2 separate regions of the Homo sapiens genome follow, and region 1 is linked to region 2. A link is a contact called in ENCODE Hi-C or POLR2A ChIA-PET data. All regions are on one chromosome and are shown on one strand. The core of a region is the stretch at or near the end of the contact, and the rest is flanking DNA. Distances in the headings are between cores, read along the strand shown.

Region 1 (5,529 bases), core at 1,878-4,377, 35 kb before region 2:
ACAAAAGTAAACTTTAAAAAATCATGGCATTTATGAGATAATCAAAATTTTGAAAACTGACAGGATATTTGATGATATCAAGAAATGAATTATTTTAAGTATGATAAGGTACTGTGTTAGGAGTCCTTATCTTTCAGAGAAGAAAAATGTAGCATGATAGGCCGGGTGAGGTGGCTCAAGCCTGTAATTCCCAGCACTTTGCGAGGCTGAGGCAGAGGATCGCTTGAGTTCGGGAGTTTGAGACCAGCCTGAGCAACAAAGTCAGACCCCATCTCTATAAAAAGTGTTAAAAATAGCTGGGTGTGGTGGTGCGTGCCTGCAGTCCCAGCTACTAAGGAGCTGAGGCAGGAGGATGGCTTGGGCCCGGGAGTTCAAGGTTACAGTGAGCTATGATCGTGCCATTGTACTCCAATCCGGGTGACAGAGCACGAACCTATCTCTAAAAAAACAAACAAAAAAAGCATGATAATTTCATCCTATGTTAAAAAATAAAGAATGCTAATGTCTGGCACCACATGATGTATGCATTCCTTATCAAAAAAGCATTATCTTGCATGCCATAGAAATATAATTGTAAGTAAGAAACACTATACCATTATTGCTGTAGAAAGAAAATCAGTATTTTTTTTTCTTTCTACTCCTGTAGAAACTAAATTAAATGAAATCCAGTTGCATACTATTTATGGGCAGAAATCGTTGCTCATCCTGGTAAGCAAGCTAGTTTGGAGGGTTTTCCTCTTGTAATTATGGCTGTCATTTCTCGTGGTCTTAAATCCAGTTGGATCTAAGAAGTGTGGGTGAGCGCCTGGGAGCTCCACAGTGCTCCAAGATTCTTAATGTGTCAACGAATGGAAACCTCTCACAGTCAGGATTCAACATCTCTAAAAGAGGCCATACCCTTTCTTTCTACTCTGTTAAGCTCACTTTCGACACCTAATAATTTCATCTAGTCAAAATGTGCAATAGTTTTTGTTCAAATTTACTTCTTCTAATAGTATCTGTAATTCTGTTGACATGACAGATGTATAAATGATTCTGCCAGTAAATAATTTCATTCCTAGCGTACGTGTTGACATTCCATTTAAGTCCAACAATCCATTTAAGGGGGTTTGAGACTTCTTTCTTGAGAATTATTAGAGGAAATGAATAAGATTAAAACTATTCATTGTTAACTGATCTTTTAACTGCTGACAGACAGGTGGCTGGACTTCACTGACTATAATGAAAGAGTCTGGTTCTTTTTTCTTTCTTTCTTCCAATTGATTAAATCTATCAGTAAAGGAATTCGCATACTCTAGGAAAACTAATGTTGTTGTTTTAGAGACAGAGTCTCACTCTGTCACTCAGGCTGGAGTGCAATGGTATGGTCATAGCTCACTGGGCTCAACTGATCCTCCCACCTCAGCCTCCCAAGTAGCTGAGACTACAGGCATGCAGCACCACTCCTGGTTAATGTTTTACATATTTTTTCTAGAGACAGTGTCTTGCTAATTGGCCCAGGCTGGTCTCAAACCCCTGGACTCAAGTGATCCTCCCACCTCAGCCTCCCAAAGTGTTGGGATTACAGGTACGGATATGAGCCACTGTGTACAGCCATGTTGTTATTTTTTTAATGTGACAAATTAATTTTACATATATATATGTGTGTGTATATATATATATATATATAAACTTAGATGTGATTATATAAATGTCTCTTTAAAAGAAGGCTATCGACGGAGGCCAATATCCTAAGCAAATTACTGCAAGTACAGAAAACCAAATTCTGCATGTTCTCACTTGTAAATGACAGCTAAACATTAAGTACACATGGACATAAAAATAGGAATAGACACTGGGGATACTAGAGACGGGAGGGTGGGAAGGGGGCGAGGGTTGAAGAACTACCTATTGGATATTATGCTCACTACACCTGGGTGATGGGATCATTCGTACACCAAACCTCAGTGACACTCAATTCACCCCGTAACAAACCTGCACATGTATCCTCTGAAACTAAAATAAAAGTTGAAAAAAAGGCCAGCCACACAGAGATGAAGACAGGGAACCAAAGACCCTCACCAGCCCCACAATGGGGAAAATGAGATAAGCCTGCTGAATAGAGACAACAGACCAGAAAGGAAAGGAGAGGGCAGCCCCCGCCATGTATCACATACTAAGTCCCTCCAAGGAGCCCTTTGACGGCTTCTTATCACGCTGCCCAGGAGGCTCCGGTTTCTTCGCCTCAGCTTCCATCCATCATAGCACCATGGAATTAAGAACTCCCTTTACTCTGTTCTCCCACATGTTGATTTTAACACACATGATTGTCTATACTGTGCAAAGTACTGAGAAGGGGTCAAAGAAATCAGCATCAGCCCTTCATGGGCTGATAACCTTCAAGTGCAATGGCTGGACATGTGAGCAGCAGAAGTGCAAAGTCAAATGAAATAGATGTAAATGTTCTTTGGGAGCAGAGGACAAGGAGTGGCTGATTCTTACAGGAGTAATGGAGAAGGCCATTCAGGGCAACAGCTTCACAGTAAGCCTTGAGAAGTGGTAGAATTTCAGGATGCAGGGCCTGGGAAGAAGGGACATTCCTGGCTGCTTTGCAATTGCATAATATAGGAGTTTCTTTTTACCAGAAAAAATTGCTCCACTACCTAAGAATGGACATGTACACCACCACCCACCGAATGAGAAATGGCTTATCGCTCTGCCCAGCTGGTCTTTCCACAGGAAGTTTACAGGGAGAAAAATAAATTGCACAATCATTTTTTGGGAACACTTTTCAGTAAAAACTTTTCTTATTAGGGAGAAAGAAATTTCATTTTACTTGTGTCTTTATGCATTCTACCATGCCCGACTAAATGCATCCTCTCCTGTAACGTATCGCTTGGATCCCCTACTTCCCTGGTCCAAGGGGAGTTTCGGTACCTCTTCCTGGCAAAGCTCTCTCTACTTGAGACCTTATAGCTGCGGACCTGCTTGTCTGTGTCCTCCAAGGGACCTGACTGTTTTAACAGAAATACCCGGCAGAGGAGGCATTTGATGGTAAGGAGACAGCTTCTAATTCACATTGCTAAAATGAGAGACAAACAAACAAACAGAAGACAACCTGTGGAAAAGGCTTCTGAATAATAAAAAGAGTCTTCCAACTGGCACTCAGCCCAAGAGTCCACAGATCATCACCACAGCAACAGACAGTATTTGGAGGCAATGAGGAGCACAAAATGCAGATCTGGCAAAGGCATTAGCAAAATTATTCATTTCAAGGAGACTATATAAGCTCCTGAATTTGTAGCATTCGCTTCTATATGTATATTAGCCATCAGAAACAGAAAGAGCTAATGAGCTGAAGTGCTGGTGAGAACAGTCAGGGTACCACATACAGCTAGCTCTACTTGGAACAGACGGCTGATGGCCTAAGGAACCTGTAGCCACGTCAGCTCCAAAGCAGGGACCGGTTCAGTCATCAGTGCAGCCAATGTTCATGAAATCCCTACTAAGTGCCAAGGGATACTAAGTGCTAAGGTCCAAGGGATACAAAAGTCATCCAAACACACACACGCGTGCACACACACACACACACACACACACCCATGCACACTAGGTTCCTGCCCTCAGAAAGCTTATGATCTAGCAAGAGAAGAGACAATCAAATAAACGTACAAAAACAAATGCACACTGTGGTAAGTGTGTTGACGACATGACACAGGGCATTTTGAACAGTACAACAGACAGAACTGATTCGTCAGTGGAGCTCCCCTGACAAAGTAATGGTGTCTGAAGGAGATATAGAAATAAAGGGATGTAGAAGTAAATGTGGCCTATCAGTAGTCAGTGCTGACCAGGCATTACAAATGGCCATGGTGTCGCTCCTGCCTGCTATGCCTGGGGTGTAGCTGGCTGGTGTCAGAATGCCCAAATCCACACTTGCTCTGTGCAGCCCTCAACACCCTGAGCCCATTTCCTCACCTGTCAACCAACAATAACAATAGTCTTTGTCACAGAAAGGGCTTAACAACAAAGAGGTGTCAATGAACATCAGCCACGACTAGAGAGTGGGCCATGGGTCAGGGGGACATTCACCCCTCACTCCCACCCCAGGGTACTGTCAATCACTTACAGACATTTTTCTTATTTCCTGTACTTTTTTCTCATACTTTTCCTATTCGATAAACAGGAAGTATGGAATCAGTAAGATGAGTTTCATTCTTTTCAGTAGACCCTTTAGTGCCTTAAAAAAGTCTGTAGTTAAAGAGCATCTTCAAGAGAGGTCCTAGACCATATGGACACAACCAACATTTGCAGTCACTATTTTGGGGGGTCTGAAGGGGGCAGACCAGGGCAGCTAATGGCAAGCCCCGTAGAAGGTGCAGAAATTTTCCAGCTGAATAAATATTCCAGTTTGCTTCAAACAGTCTTAGATGTCTGTTATCCCATGATATGTATGATCTCATTGTCATTTCTAGTAGATCCCCCCATTCATTCTCAAGTGTCCTGGTTGGGCCCTAAGCAAGCGGCAGTTCCTGCACCATTAGCTGTCCCTTCCATGGGCAGTGGCAGCAGGGGCCTGTAGCTGCCAAGAAACTCAGCAGGAGCCCCTCTTTACAGCTGCTACTCTAGGTGGCTTGGCCCCGGGGCTTCCACAGGATGAAGACCCCAGCCCTGCATGTTCTTCAAATTATTCTCAGACACAAGCTGCTTTTTCCAAATCTCCCAGCCAAGGTAATGATGGAAATTTTACAAATGGCATGGAGTAGAATCAGACAGCTTTTAAACTCCAGCCCTCGCTCTTCACAGTAAATTGCATTTCATCTTGCTGCAATTTTTCGTCTTTTCTTTGGTCATTTCTTGTTTGTGTGGGAGTGTGCACAGCGGGGCTGGGGACGGGGGAGGTGAAGTGTTTTTCCCTTCTTTTTACCTTCCCCCTCTTTCACCTTTAATCTTGGTTTTCCTTTTTTGGAATCTACATCTTCCTCCAAGGGCTGATCTTTGTCTTCTTGAATTTCTGCTGTTTACTTATGATTTCTTACTGAAAATATTCATGTCACGTCAAGTTTCTTTTAGACATCAACAAGCCAGAGCTGGTTTTATAATGCAGACCACGTGTCCCCTGAGTCCTGGACTAAAAGTCCCAAATACTCTTTGGAAACTGGCTTAAACCAGGTCGTCATATCTGAAAGACTTCTCCCCAGCTCTTTCTACCTCCGTGTGATTTATTTAAGAGCAAGACTGAGACAATAAAAAAAAAGAAAGATTTAAAAAAAGAAGAAATGTTACCTGAAATTCCACCATCCATAATCCCACCATTAACCAGATGACATTTTTCCTTGGATTCTCGAGTGAGTTTTTATGTTAGCTTACTTTTAGAAAAAGTGCTACATAAGTTATTTTCTTAAACTGCTCTGAATCTTCCCTTTGTGCCTGTCATCATAAATAAACCAGACTTCTGAGAAGGAGCTTGAGTGCTAAATTACAAAGGGGCAATTTTCTACCATTTAATTGGATCCTACTGCTCTGTACGAGAGCTAGATTTTTTACTTG
Region 2 (5,380 bases), core at 2,556-5,055:
TGGTTGCACACTTTATGAGTCTACTGAAAACCACCAAATTGTACACAGTACTTTAAAATGGTTACTTTTATGGTCTATAAGTTATCTCTCAATTTTTAAAATAAATTTAAAAATAGAAGAGAGAAGTATACAGAAGTGGGTTAGGGGTAACAGTAAACAGAAAAACAAATAGGAGAGGGAAGAGGGAAGCCCACCAGCACTGAGTATTCAATGGGCAGGCTCCATATCACATTCACTTTTTATCCCTAACGTCTGGCACTGGCACACAAGGCTGACCCAACCAATGTGCACTGAAGGAAGGGAGGAAGGGAAGGAAGGAAGGAAGGAAGGAAGGAAGGAAGGAAGGAAGGAAGGAAGGAAGGAAGGGAGGGAGGGAGGGAGGGGACGGGAGGGAGGGAGGGAAGGGAGGGAGGGAGGGAGGGAGGGGAAGGGGAAGTGGAAGTGGAGAGAAGGGAAGGGAAAGGAAGGAGAAAGGGAGGGAGGGAAGGAGGAAGAGAAAAAGAGACAGTGGGAGGAAGGAAGGAAAAGGTGAAGTTTAAAATAGACAGCTACTATATACATCAGTAAGTCCTATGCTACACTAACAGTGACTAAAAGACTGCTACTCAGTTTGCCTCTTCCTGCAATGGAAGGGGAGACCATGTTCAAAATAGGTTTCAAAATATTTGGCTTTATAATGGCCTCCCTTTTTATTTTTATTTATTTTTATTTTTTGAGACAGAGACCATGTTTATTTTTTTGAGACCATGTTGGGGCATCTCTCCCCTAATGGATGGACTGAGGCATATGGTAAAAGGGAACTCTAAGCCCCTTTCACAAATTATATTACAGTATAATACAATACATACAGAACAGTGCACTGTTTATAATAGCAATTCTGGGCAAAGTAGAAAAGGTTAAATTATCTTCAGTATAATCCTTAAAAGCAAGGGAAAAGATTTTTCATACAAATAACTGATATATTTCAGACCATGCCATGACCAAATACTATGTGTTATTTAAAGAAATGTTAAGTTTATAAATTTCACTTAGCCCAAAAATTGTTTCTTCTCATCAATCATAGTACATTTCAATACAGACGTATTACTTTTCCTATATCATACAACAAAATAAATTCAAAATGGAGGTAAGAGTCAAGTGTAAAAATAAAATATATTAAACTTTATAGAATAAAATATAGGCCAGATGCAGTGGCTCACGCCTGTAATCCCAGTACTTTGGAAGGTTGAGGCAGAAGGATTGCCTGAGCCCAGAAATTCGAGGCCGCAGTGAGCTATGAAGGCACCACTGTACTCCAGCCTGGGCAACACAGCAAGACTTTGTCTCTCAAAATAATGAAATAAAACACAAATGAATACTTCTCGGATATATGTATGAAGCAAGAATCTGCACTTAAAAGGGATAATTTTGACTAATTAAAAAATCTGTCAGGAATTCACACAAAAATTATCATAAACATAAAACTGAGGAAAAATATAATAAATTTTTAAAAACAAAGGGATAATATTCTTAATATGTATACAACTCCTTATTATATTAAAGGAATCTAAAGCACATTTCTGGTTTTAAACACTAGATGTCATTTAATGTGATGTTAGGAACTAGACATGGAAACCAATTTCTGTATGAAAGTACGTTTGAGGCTCCTGTGGGCCAGCCAGCAGGTATGGAGAGTAGAGCAGATGCTTAACCTACAGCTCTGAGGTCTGGGCTACAAATATGAATTAGGGAGTCATCCGATACTCAAAAAGGCATTTTCTTCATTTCACATGAACCAAAGGAATGAAACCTAGCTGATTTCCCCCTACTGCAAACAGACAACTTACTACACTAATCTCATTATTATTATTATCATTATTATTGCTGTCATCAAAAAGCACTCTGTACTGAGGTAGAAGTCAGGACTTGACTCCAGAGGTGGGGCTTGGACACCGGACCAGATTGAGGACTAGCTAAAACAAAGCCAGAGCAGAAGCAGCTGTCAACAACAAAATGACATGCCCACCAGTGTGCCATGTCAATTTACTGTTGCCATAGCAATACCAGGGAGTTACCACCCCTTTCCATGGCAATGACCTAGTGACCCAAAAGTTACTACCCTTTCCTGAGAAATTTCTGCAAAAACAACCCCTTAATCTGCATGCAATTAAAAGTAGGTATAAATATGACTGCAAAGCTGCCCTGAGCTACTACTCTCTGCCTACTGGGTAGGCGTGCTCTGAAGAAGCAGTCACAGAGCTGTAACACTGCCTCTTCAATAAAGCTGTTTTCTTCTACCTCTGGCTTGCCCTTGAATTCTTTCCTGGGCAAAGCCAAGAACCCTCATGGGCTAAGCTCCACTTTGGGTCTCGCCTACCCTGCAGCAGCTCTATCTCAACAACCCGATATTTTAAAATATGTTCTTTTTTGAAAATCCATGTTTCCAACCTGAGAGCTGATTTTCAAAATAGGTTTTCAAAATATTTGGCTTTATAATGGTCTCCCTTTTTATTTTTTTTTTATTTTTTGAGACACAGTCTTGCTCCATCACTCAGGCTGGAGTGCAGTGGCTCACTGCAACCTCTGCTTCCCAGGTTCAAGCGATTCTCCTGCCTCAGCCTCCCAACTAGCTGGGACTACAGGCGTGTGCCACCACGCCCAATTAATTTTTGTATTTTTTAGTAGAAATGGGGGGGGGGGGTTTACCATGTTGGCCAGGCTGGTCTCGAACTCCCAACCTCAGGTGATCTGCGCCCCTCGGCCTCCCAAAGTCCTGGGATTACAGGCGTGAGCCACCACACCCAGCCTGTGGTCTCCCATTATTTTGAGGGGGGGGGAGACCTTAGTCCCTAGTAAAGTAATTCTCTAGCATATTAAGTATATGAAATGTTTCTATGCAAATGTGTTCCTTCCTACCCTACTGTGGTAAGCATGGCACAGAAGACCCTGTAGAAGATATCATCAGAAACAGCAGTCAATACTGTGCACCTCTCTGTATACAGATAAGGCAGAAGGGAGTTCATTCCAAGATGTGCAGTAAAATAATTCAGAAAAGGATGGTTGGGGGCAGTGGCGGGGGGCTTCTTTTTGAAATGAATGAACAGACAATGAAAATGAATGAATGCACATACAGTAGTGAGACAATGCAGGTTAATCCAGGGTTTACTTCAGTAATCTACTGACAGCAGCCCTCCACTGAGGAGGGGTTAGGAAGCTTAAGATGAAGAAAACCTAAAAATCAAGCCGAGTTTTGAAAAAATGTTAACTGTTTCCACTGTAAGTTTACAAAGTAAGGTGGCAAACTGAGCAAAATAAATCTCATTTTTAAAAATGAATCATGTTCACTGTTATGCAGCCAGCATTATGAGCAATTAAGTGTTTCAAGTGGTTGAGAAAACAAGAAAGGCGTTTCAGGTTCCAGTTCCTATTCTTGAGCTTTCAAAAGCCTGTGAAATCTGGCCATTGGGGACAGATGCATGGAAGACTTAACTGGCCTGAGAGATGGGCACTTTCCCTTCCTGAAGAAGTCCTACACCTCTGTAAATTGGGTTCAAGCCAGTCAAGAATTCTCAACTTAAGCTGTATCAGTGTGAATTCAAATTTCTCTAAGTTAAGAGATTCTCGGAAGGAAAAACAACTCTATTTTCAGTCAATTAAAATTAGCAAGAAAACAAGTACATTTACAAAGGGTCATGCTCCAGAAGTTATTCTCATAAGAAAGTGGTTGGGAATTTGCCTTCCACATTCCCATGGAAACCCTGTTAAATAACACCTGAGCCCACAAAGGCCTACTGACCTCATCCCATCTGAGGCATGAATACCAGCAGCCAGGCCACGTGCCTTACCTTGGGAGTAGCCTGCACCGCTTCCAGAGACTGCCTTCTCTCTGCTTTCCTCGTGAACACATTTCTTTAAATAACACTCCCTGTTACATGCCTTCTGTTGTTCTCCAGAAATCAGTCAAGTCACCGTACCTGACATCTACCACCACCTGCTTTCCTGAAACTGCTCTGGCAAAGTTATCAGGGGTTTTCTGATCTCCAAGTCCAGTTATTTCTCTGAAACATTCAACTTCACTGACCTTCGGACAAGCCCTCTTTGCATTGCTTTTAGAGCTAATCCCTTCTCTCTCTCCCTCTCTGAACTTTCTCTCATCTGTTGTGCCATCTTACCATCTTCCCTTTCTCACTAGATGATGCCTTCCTTTGCCCATTTTTTGTTGTTGTTGTTGTTGGTTGGTTCGTTGGTTGTTTTCTGAGACAGAGTCTGGCTGTTTCACCCAGGCTGGAGTGCAGTGGTACGATCTCAGCTCACTGCAGCCTCTGCCTCCTGGGTTCAAGTGATTCTCATGCCTAAGCCTCCCAAGTAACTGGGACCACAGGCGGGTGCCACCACACCCAGCTAATTTTTCTATTTTTAGTAAAGATGGGGTTTCTCCACGTTGGCCAGGCTGGTCTCAAACACCTGGTCTCAAACATCAGGTGATCTGCCTGCCTCAGCCTCCCAAAGTGCTGGGATTACATTACAGGCATGAGTCACCATGCCCCGCCGTCCATCTTTAAATGCCAGTGTTTCCTTAGTTCTATCATAGGCCTTCTCTTTATCCTACCCCTTCCTTATGGAGAGACTCATTTTTTCCATGATTTATTATAAAATGCCTGGCACATGTTAAGTGCTCAATAAATGTTAGCTTTCATCATTATCCTTCAAAACCCAGTTCAAATGTCACCTCCTGTCCAATGTCTTAGCCAACCTCCTCCACACTTCCTTCTCCTCCTGAAGAATCCTCCATGATTTGTGCTCTCAAAGAACCTTACATAAACCTCTAGTATAACAATTAGCACCAGCCTAGGCAACATGGCAAAACCCCATCTCTACAAAAAAAGAATTAAAAAATTAGCCAGCATGGTGGCACACACCTGTGATCCCAGCTACTCAGAAGGCTGAAGTGGGAGGATCGCCTGAGCCCAAGGAGGTTACGGCTGCAGTGAGCTGTGATCGCACCACTGCACTCCAGCCTGGGTGACAGAGTGACTCAGTCTCAAATTTTTTAAAAAACAACAACAACAAACAATTAGCACAATATATATAATACGTTCATAGGCTGGTCTCCCTTACCAGACTGTGAGCCGCTCCAGGAAAGGGATGACATCATTGAATTGTATTCTACAAACATCATTAAGTGTCATCTACAGGTCACACACTGATACAGAAGACCTGGGGCATGTCAAGAACCATAAAATGTGATCTTTGTCATTAACTCACACTTAAGCAGAAAAAGCAGACATCAAAACCAATAACTAAAACACCACTGGGGGGAAAGTGTGATATTCATTCAATCAATCAATCTGTATCAAGTGCCAAGCACTCCATTAGGTACTAGAGGTGCAGGGTTAACAAG

What was found. A loop is a pair of places that touch in the nucleus more often than their neighbours do. ChIA-PET counts read pairs that join two places held with the same protein, here RNA polymerase II (POLR2A). Pooled maps may share reads with other maps.
Region 1: a loop to region 2 is called in a map of ascending aorta, with 2.0 times the contacts of the local background. The contact joins two enhancer-like sites. A Hi-C loop is called at or near these places in 10 of 168 maps with a recorded cell type or tissue (CD4-positive, alpha-beta T cell, Calu3, GM12878 and 7 more), 21 of 37 single-sample maps with no recorded cell type and 10 of 50 pooled maps. POLR2A ChIA-PET finds 5 or more read pairs at or near these places in 19 of 52 experiments (AG04450, CD4-positive, alpha-beta T cell, CD4-positive, alpha-beta memory T cell and 15 more).

What each region holds. Positions count from the first base shown.
Region 1 is chr6:136,735,389-136,740,917 of GRCh38, forward strand. All of the region lies in intron 1 of MAP3K5 (mitogen-activated protein kinase kinase kinase 5), which reads right to left. Among named protein-coding and RNA genes, the nearest start is that of MAP3K5-AS2, 46 kb to the right of the region's middle. Within about 2 kb of position 3,128, at least 9 of the 41 ENCODE cell types and tissues checked have a DNase peak (open chromatin) inside an H3K27ac peak, as active enhancers do; they include ascending aorta, where a contact is called at or near this core.
Region 2 is chr6:136,769,431-136,774,810 of GRCh38, forward strand. The region is part of intron 1 of MAP3K5 (mitogen-activated protein kinase kinase kinase 5); the gene reads right to left. Among named protein-coding and RNA genes, the nearest start is that of MAP3K5-AS2, 12 kb to the right of the region's middle. RefSeq lists a silencer at 3,621-3,915. Within about 2 kb of position 3,806, at least 14 of the 41 ENCODE cell types and tissues checked have a DNase peak (open chromatin) inside an H3K27ac peak, as active enhancers do; they include ascending aorta, where a contact is called at or near this core.